Linked DNA regions of Homo sapiens: region 2 is linked to region 1. Evidence: read pairs that join two places in POLR2A ChIA-PET (ENCODE). Cell type or tissue: GM12878. All regions are shown on one strand. Links, peaks and the distances in the headings refer to the core of each region. The heading gives the core; the rest is flanking DNA.

Region 1 (4,000 bases), core at 1-4,000:
TGTCAATTGAAGTTTAATGTGCTAGTTGAAAAATATCAATCTACAATGAATAAAACTTCATCATTAATAAGTAGCTACCACTGTTTTTGTTCTTATTTGTTAGTTGTTTTATTATCTCTAAGAAGTAAAGATGATTTATTCGTATTTTCTAGATGAAGTAACTGAGGCTAACTCTGCCCAAGGCCACCTAGCTAACAAAGATGGAACTGAATTTAGGTTTACATGAATCTCTATTATGTTGTACTACTTCTCCAAGACAGCATTTTTGATAGTTTATATTGGCTGAGTTTAGTTTGTTTACATATGAAAATAATAGGCCGGGTGTGGTGGCTCATGCCTGTAATCCCAGCACTCTGGGAGGCCAGGGTGGGTGGATTACCTGAGGTCAGGAGTTCAAGACCAGCCTGACCAACATGGTGAAACATCGTCTCAACTAAAAATGCAAAAATAAGCCAGGCGTGGTGGCGCATGCCTGTAATCCCAGCTACTGGGGAGGCTGAGTCAGGAGAATTGCCTGAATCCTGGAGGTGGAGGTTGCATTGAGCCAAAGTCGCACCGTTGTACTCCAGCCTGGGCAACAAGAGCGAAAACTCTGTCTCGAGGAAAAAAAAAAAAAAGTAATCATGTAATAGTGTTGTATAGGGGCTGATTCTGCTAACAGCTCTTTTGTGATATATATATTATGTCTCCTTTCCCCCCTTTCTACGCCTTTTCCCTTAGTCTTACCTGCAGTGGTGAAAAACGGAGACGGGAGCAGGAAAGTAAATATATTGAAGAATTGGCTGAGCTGATATCTGCCAATCTTAGTGATATTGACAATTTCAATGTCAAACCAGATAAATGTGCGATTTTAAAGGAAACAGTAAGACAGATACGTCAAATAAAAGAGCAAGGTAATAAAAACACTCATGTCTTTTTGAACAGTGGTGGTTCCCAACCTTTTTGGCACCAGGGACTGGTTTTGTGGAAGCCAGTTTTTCCATGGACCTGGTAGAGGGGATGGTTTCAGGATGATTCAAGCACATTACGTTTGTGGTGCATTTTATTTCTATTATGGTTACATTGTAACATATAATGAAATAATTATACAACTCACCATAATATAGAAATCAGTAGGAGCCCTGAGCTTGTTTTCCTGCAGCTAGATGGATCCATCTGGGGGTAATGGGAGAAACTGTGACAGATCATTAGGCATTAGAGAATCATAAGGAGCACACAACCTAGATTCCTCGCATGTGGAGTTCACATTAAGATTTGCACACCTGTGAGAATCTAATGCTACTTCTGAGCTGACAGGATGTAGAACTCAGGTGGTAATGTGAGTGATGGGGAGGGGCTGTTGTTAATACAGATGAAACTTTGCTCACTTGCCCACTGCTGACCTCCTGCTGTGCAGCCCCATTCCTAACAGGCCACAGACTGATACTTGTCTGTGGTCTGGGGGTTGGGGACCCCTGTTTTAGAAGGAACTTGTTGCTATATTTGCCTTTTTGCTCCTTTGTTTGGGTAGAGACTACAACTGATGGAGGCTAGCAAGTATGGGAATAGACAAATGTGTTGACCAGCTGTGCTTTTTGTTATTTATGTATTTATTTATTTTGAGATGGTGTCTCGCTTTGTCTCTCGGGCTGGAGTGCAGTGGTGTGATCTCAGCTCACCACAACCTCCACCTCTTGGGTTCAAGAGATTCTCCTGCCTCAGCCTCCCGAGTAGCTAGGATTACAGGCACCTGCCACCACGCCCAGCTAAGTTTTGTATTTTTAGTAGAGATGGGGTTTTGCCATGTTGGCCAGGCTGGTCTCAAACTCCTGACCTCAGGTGATCCACCCGCCTCAGCCTCCCAGAGTGCTGGGATTACAGGTGTGAGCCACCGCGCTGGGCCTCCAGCTTATGCTCTTTAGAGACGGTTAACAGACAATTGCCTGTTATTTGGTAGTTCCTTTTCAGGAAGCTGTGGGATAGTACATTTAGTAGTGAAATGATTTAGGTATCTTCTGGCTTCCTGGGCAACTATGAAGTTTAGTTTTGATGTTATAATATTGTAGCATCATTCTCTTATGAGGAAATGTTTTGTATGTATGTATGGGCATGTGCATGTGTATCTTTATGTCTCTTCTGGGGACTATTCGAAGGTGATTTAATCTATAACTGATAGTGTGTTATTCGTTATACCACCTTCTGTCTTTTCAGGAAAAACTATTTCCAATGATGATGATGTTCAAAAAGCCGATGTATCTTCTACAGGGCAGGGAGTTATTGATAAAGACTCCTTAGGACCGCTTTTACTTCAGGCAAGTATAAAGATTTTAACTGTCCAGTAGGCTGTATTGCCCTTTGGTTTATTATAAAGTTATAAAAAATCGATGAAATTTTGGTTAGGAAATGAGAACAAAAAGAAAACATTTTTTTCTTTGAGACAGTTCAGTATTCTGAATATGATGGTAAAATGCTCTTATAATTACAATATACATAATTCAGGAAGCCTTGCCCCCCTAGTAAAAATATAGTTGCAAACTGAGGAACCACACATATACAAACATAAAAATATAAGCAAGCAGGAAAGGAAAGGTAGCCTGTAATTTCACAGAGATATTTGGGTACAAATGGCCCTTCATATCCATGGGTTTTGCACCACAGATTTGGAGGCTGAGGAAGAAATAAAAAATAATGTTAAAACAATAAAAAACACCTCAGTGTGATGACTATATAGCACTTACATTGTATTAGGTATTATAACTAATCTAGAGATGATTTAAAGTATATTGGAATATATGCATAGGCTATAGGCAAATACACCATTTTATATTGGAGACTTGAGCATCCTCAGATTTTGCTATCTTTGGGAGGTCTTGGAACCAACCTTACACAGATACTGGGGTATGATGACTGTACGTTTCGGCTCAGACATTTTTGGTGAATTTTTGCGTGATTGATCACATGGCACGCTATGGTTTTATATTCTTGAGGAATTGTTAAGACTTAAACATGTGCTTTGTATTTGTTTAGGGGCTGAAGCCCTTCATAAAGTTAACTTGTCAACTTCTTTTTGTTTCAGGTAGTTTGTTCCAACTACTTTTAGTTGATCAGTTTTGAAATTCCTCTTTGTAAATTCTCATTAAGGAATAGTAGAGCAGTTTCTGTAGCTTGACTTGGCATCAAATGGAAAAATGGGAAGAGCTAAGGATGCTTTTCTCATTTTTAAAAGCTCCTTTAAAGATATAATTCTTTAAAAATTAGGTTAGACATTAATTCAGATTTCATGCTGAACATATTTATGTACACACTCCCCCACCCCCAATTATTCTTCTTTTTTTTTCCCCCCAGTAAGGCCTGTAGTAATGGTGCTAATGTTAGTAGTAATGGTGGCTTATAGTTGTTTGCAGTAATTAAGTCAGCAGTAGTTTTTACACATTCTACTTACTACTGTGGTTGCTGTTTGCTGATACTACCATAACAAAATACCACAGACTTGGTAGGTGAAACCAAATAAATTTATTTCTTACAGTGTTGGTGGCTGGAAGTCCAGGATCAAGGTGTCAGCAGGATTGGCTTCTCCTTGGCTTGTCACTGTGTTCTCCCATGGCCTTTTTCTCTGCGTGCACATTCCTGGTGTCTTTCTCTCCCCTTATAGGATACCAGTCATATTGGATTAGGGTCCCCACCGTTATGACCTCATTTATCTTTAATTACCTCCTTGAAGGTCTTGTTTCCAAATACAGTTACACTGATGGTTAGAGTTTCAATTTAAGAATTAGAGGGAGGAGGATACAATTCAGTCCATAACAGCCTGTATTAACATATCCTATTTTAGGCATTGGATGGTTTCCTATTTGTGGTGAATCGAGACGGAAACATTGTATTTGTATCAGAAAATGTCACACAATACCTGCAATATAAGCAAGAGGACCTGGTTAACACAAGTGTTTACAATATCTTACATGAAGAAGACAGAAAGGATTTTCTTAAGAATTTACCAAAATCTACAGGTAGGCTTTTAATG
Region 2 (5,754 bases), core at 769-4,768, 110 kb before region 1:
TTTAAAAAAAAGGGATAGTAATGATGTAGTTTTTAACTTCGTGATACTATCCATATAAATATGAAAATTTTCAGAAACAAGCTTAATTTATATACATATAAGAAAAAGACTGTTCTTATGCTTGGCCAGAAATATACTTCTTTCTGTCCTGTACTTTTATTAGGTTGGTGTTTGCCAAGCTTCAGGCATTTACATCCCACCTTCATATCTAAGGCTAGCATTTTTAGTTTGTTTAGAGAATTTGGATTGGGTGCAGCAAGACATTTTTGAAGTCATTCTTTTAAATAGATGTTCCATGAAGGAGGGAAAATCTGAAAGAAGGAATTTCAAAGCAACCCAAGCAGTGTTTTGAAAATTCTCAAGACTGAAGAATAATGACTGACTAGTAGGCAGGAAGCCTGCAGTTGTATTGTGGTATTGTTCCTCCATCTCATGCATTTGAGAACTTTAGTACAAAAGAAGAGAAAGCATGGGGAGGGGAAGAAAGGGTTTTAACAAAAAAGGGGGCACTTTTGGAGTAAATATTCTTTGCCCTTCTGTTTAAATGAAATCTAAAGCCATATTATTTTACTTTGAAAGAAAATGTGTATCATAATAGAAATGTCCTAAACTGACATTTTTATAAATGAAAGTTAATTGCTGTTGGTGGAAAGAGCAGCATGATCATATGTTCAGTTTCAAAACAGAACTTTGATTAAAAAGAAATCTACATGTGAAAACCTTTTTTTCCTTTTTGGTACCTGATCAATATATTTTGTTAGCTTGTTACTTTGAAAAGAAGACTTACCTAGGGCAGAGTTCAGAATAATTTGTAAGCATGTGCTATAAGCTTTGGACAAATCAATCTCTCTTGGCCAGTTTTTAAAATTTTAAAACAAAGGGTGCTCTGTATGGTTTTCCAAGGTTCCTTATTTTATACAATTCTATAAACTTAAGGCATTATGTAGATATGTACAATGCTCTTTTACTTAAATTTTGTTGATTGAACATAAATGAATTAAGCTCTTTATACCAGATAACCGTGTGAAGTTAGATGCAGCTTTCAGTGCTGACTTATAAAGAATTTAGAGGCTGGGTCCCATGGCTCACACCTGTAATCCCAGCACTTTGAGAGGAGGATCACTTGAGCCCAGGAATTTGAGACCAGCCTGGGCAACAAAGTAAGATCCTGTCTCTATAAAAAATAGGAAAAAAAAATTAGCCGGGCATGGTGATGTGCGCCTGTGGTCCCAGCCGCATGTGAGACTGAGCTGGGAGGATGACTTGAGCCCAGGAGGTTGAGGGTGCAATGAGCTGTGATTGTGCCATTGCACACCAGCCTGAGTGACAGAGTGAGACCCTGTCTCAAAAGGGACTTTAATCGCCTGACTTCATCACAGTATATGCTATAACTGGGTAAAAGTGTGTGTGTGTGAGAGAGAGGGATTTTCAGTCCCCTCCTTCTCGTGTAAGAAAAGCAAGTGTTACTTTCTTTACTCTCAGTGAAATTGCTGTCGTTGAAATGGATTATTTAAGTCATCTTGTGGAGTAGCTATATCAGCTTGAGTTTGTTTCCAGATTGAAATTTGGCAATTTTGGGGCTGAGTGCAGTGGCTCCTGCCTGTAATCCCAGCAATTTGGGAGGCTGAGACCAGAGACTTGCTTGAGCCTAGGAGTTCAAGACCAGCCTGGGCAACATAGCAAGACCCCCCCATCTCTATTAAAAAAATTTGGCAATTTTATTTGAAAATGTTATAAGAGTTACTCAGTACTGTTTATCAAATTGTCCCTTTAGTCTACTACACACTCTGTGTTCCATCCCAGCTCATCTATTTCCTTTTACTTGCTTGGTGGTAATTGTGTTTTATGACAATGTGTTAATCTCAATTGAGGTAGTTGTCTTCACCGCAGTTGGAACAGTAGTTGACTACATATAGGAAAATCTACCAGTGAAGAAACTCCACCAGTGAGAAAAATAACTCTACACATCTTGCATCATTGGAGGGTCAGTGATATCTTTGTCATATAATAAGACAGGACTGTTACCATATTAAGTTTAAAACTACTTTCATCAGGAATCAATAAAATGGAATCCAGAAAGCGACTTTAAACGTACACAGTCATGGCCAGGAGTGGTGGTTCACGCCTGTAATCCCAGCACTTTGGGAGGCCAAGATGAGTGGATCACGAAGTCAGGAATTGGAGACCATCCTGGCCAAGATGGTGAAACTCCGTCTCTACTAAAAATATAAAAAAATTAGCTGGGCATGGTGGCGGGTGCCTGTAATCCCAGCTACTCAGGAGGCTGAGGCAGGAGAATCGTTTGAACCCTGGAGGTAGAGGTTGCCGTGAGCTGAGATCGCGCCACTGCACTCCAGCCTGGGTGACAGAGCAAGACTCCATCTCAAAAAAAAAAAAAAAGTACACGATCATATCTAGAATGGTAGAAGCCTTGAGTGTATGGGTTCTAAGATTTGGCAAACCTGTAAGCATGAACTTGCCCAGTAACCTTCAGTTTCCCTTTTCTTTCCCCCAAATCACAATATAGTCATCCACATGGGACTTTTAAAAATTAATTCAATTTTTGGAGAGGGTCTTGCTCTGTCATCTAGGATGGAGTGTAGTGTCACCATCACAGTTCACTGCAGCCTTGACCTACTGGGCTCAAGCGGTCCTCCCAGCGCAGCCTCCCAGTAGCTGTGACTACAGGCACATGTCACCACTCCTGGCTGATGTTTTTAAGTTTTGTATAGAAGGTGTGTCTTTGGCTGGTCTTGAACTCTTGGGATCAAGCGATCCTTCTGCCTTGGTCTCCCAAAGTGCTGGGATTACAGATGTGAGCCATCGTGCCCAGTATAGTGAGTTTTCTTAAACTTAGTTTTCATACCACTCTTCTAAGTCTTGAGGCCTTAAACTTCAATCATCTTTAATTTGCTGCTGCTTGGTTGTTGTTGCCTACTCTTCCATGCACAGACATACTTAATCAGTGATTATTATGCCTTTACTATTTAAGGAACTGTGAGAGTTAACAAAGTTTGTGACCTCCAAGTGTGCACAATCAATCAGGTACTCATATCACTTCAGTACAAGGCAATCAGTGATAAGTCGGTTTTGCCTATAGAGATTGTAGAGAAGTTCAGAGGAGGCAAGGGACTACTACTGATCCAGGCCATCAGGGTACAGCATGTTGAAGAATAAGATTTAAACATTTTCTTTCTTTCTTTCTTTTTTTTTTTTTGAGATGGGGGTCTCACTGTGTTGCCCAGGCCAGAGTGCAGTGGCATGATCATGGTTCACTGCAGCCTTGACCACCAGGGCTCAAGCGGTTTTCCTGCCTCTGCCTCCCAAGTAGCTGGGACTACACGTGTCCACCACCATGCCTAATTTTTTTTTTTTTTTTTTTTTTGAGACAGAGTCTCTCTTTGTCACCCAGGCTGGAGTGCAGTGGCGTGTTCTTGGCTATATAGATATATAGCTGAGATATGTATCTCTCTCGAGATATATATATATATATATATATATATATATATTTCTTTTTTTTTTTGAGACGGTCTTGCTCTGTCACCCAGGCTAGAATGCACTGGTGCTATCTCAGATCACCGCAACCTCCACCTCCCCGGTTCAAGTGAATCTCCTGCCTCAGCCACCCGAGTAGCTGGGGTTACAGGCAGCACTACCACGTGGACCCAGCTAATTTTTGTATTTTTAGTAGAGACGGGGTTTCACCTTGTTGGCCAGGCTGATCTTGAACTCCTGGCATCATGATCTGCCCGTCTCCAAAATAAAATAAGTGGGAACTATGCTACACATGGACATATTGTGTGGAATAATAGACAAGAGACTAGGAAGGGTGAGGAGGGGGATGATGAGAGATTACTTAATGGGTACAATGTATGTGATTTGAGTAAATGATGCCCTAAAAGTCCTGGCTTCACCACTAGGCAATCTATGCATGTAACAAAATTACACTTGTACCCCATAAATTTATACAAATTAAAAAAAATCAGGCTGGGTGCAGGGGCTCATGCCCATAATATCAATACTTTGAGAGGCTGAGGCAGGAGGACTGCTTAAAGCCGGAAGTTAAAGACTAGGCTGGGCAATATAGTGAGACCCCATCCTATGAAAAAAAAATAGGAAATAATAAAATAATTTTTACAAAAAACAAAATATAAACACAAAAAAAGTTTTTCTTCTAGAAAAAATAACTAATTTACATCTCAATAAGATAAAAACAATCCAACTTAAAAATAGGCAAAAGAGACTGGACCCCGTAGCTCACACCTATAATCCCAGCACTTTGGGAGGCTGAGGCGGGCGGATCGTGAGGTCAAGAGATCGAGACCATCCTGGCCAACATGGTGAGACACCGTCTCTACTGAAAATAAAAAATTAGCCGGGCATGGTGGCACATGCCTGTAGTCCCAGCTACTCGGGAGGTTGAGGCAGGAGAATTGCTTGAACCCGGCAGGCGAAGGTTGCAGTGTGCCGACATAGCGCCACTGCACTCGAACGTGGCAACAGAGTGAGACTCTGTCTCACTAAAAAAAAAAAAAAAAAAAACACAAAAGATATATACAGAGACTTCACAGAAAAAAGGTACACCAGTGGCAAGTAAGTACGAAAAAAGATGCTCAACATCAGCCATTAGGGAAACTGAAAACTACAATGAGATACCACTATACACTCACTATGAGGGGTAACATTAAAAAGACTGACCATACCGTTTGTTGGTAAGGATGTGGAACAACTAGAACTGTATCATACGTGGATACATGGCTAGGAGAAATGTGAAATGGTACAATCACTTTGAGAAACAGTGGGCAGTTTCTTTAAATTTGTAAATATTGGCTGGGTGCAGTGGCTCAAGCCTGTAATCCCAGCACTTTGGAAGGCTGAGGTGGGGGATCACTTGAGATCAGGAGTTTGAGACCAGCCTGGCCAACATGGCAAAACCTGGTCTCTACTAAAAATACAAAAAATTAGCCAGATGTGATGGTGTGTGCCTGTAACCCCAGCTTCTCAGGAGGCTGAGGCATGAGAATAGCTGAGGCATGAGAAGAGCCCAGAAGGCAGAGGTTGCAGTGAGCCGAGATCCCACCACTGCACTCCAGCTGGGGAAACAGAGCAAGACTCTGTCTCAAAAAAATTAAAAAAAATAAAATAAACTTGTAAATATTATACACTTAGCATATAACCCAGCCATTCTACTTCTGGGTTCCCCCCAAGAGAAACACAAGCTTAGGTCCACACACTACCCTATACACAAATACGCAGAGAAGCTGCTTACTTACCATCAAATACATATGAGGATATTTACTTCCAGTTTTGTTTGAAATAATATGAAACTGAATAAATCATGATATAACCATACAATGGAATGCAGTGTAATTATTAGAAATTTCTAAGCAACTATTAGCCGGGCGAGGCGGCTCAAGCCTGTAACCTCAGCACTTTGGGAGGCTGAGGCAAGCAGATCATTCAAGGCCAGGAGTTTGAGACCAGCCTGGCCAACATGGCAAAATGCGGTTTCTACTAAAAATACAAAAATTAGCTGGGCGTGGTGACACACACCTATAATCCCAGCTACTCAGGAGGCTGAAACATGAGACTCACTTGAATCCAGGAGGCAAAGGTTGCAGTGAGCCAAGATCGCGCCACTACACTCCAGCCCGATGGAGCAAGACTCTGTCTCAAAAAAAAAAAAAAAAAAAAAAAAAATTATAAGCAACTGTAAATCAAACTGATATGAATCCTTCCCCAAGATCATTTTTA

The links. ChIA-PET counts read pairs that join two places held together with the same protein. Peaks named below come from ENCODE experiments on the same cell type or tissue, not always from the same donor. Only the 100,000 strongest peaks of a DNase experiment are listed, where the experiment ranks them.
Region 2: POLR2A ChIA-PET joins it to region 1 with 5 read pairs; 18 of 35 experiments call an interaction of 5 or more read pairs at or near these places.

Annotation. Positions count from the first base shown.
Region 1 is chr20:47,623,191-47,627,190 of GRCh38, forward strand. NCOA3 (nuclear receptor coactivator 3) reads left to right here. Exons shown (of 23, transcript NM_181659.3): 4 at 721-893; 5 at 2,191-2,291; 6 at 3,812-3,986. Among named protein-coding and RNA genes, the nearest start is that of NCOA3, 120 kb to the left of the region's middle. In GM12878, for the core only: no CTCF peak of the experiment used is centred there; no DNase peak of the experiment used is centred there.
Region 2 is chr20:47,508,048-47,513,801 of GRCh38, forward strand. The region is part of intron 1 of NCOA3 (nuclear receptor coactivator 3); the gene reads left to right. Among named protein-coding and RNA genes, the nearest start is that of NCOA3, 9.0 kb to the left of the region's middle. In GM12878, for the core only: no CTCF peak of the experiment used is centred there; no DNase peak of the experiment used is centred there; H3K4me3 peaks cover 1,473 bases; H3K27ac peaks cover 1,367 bases.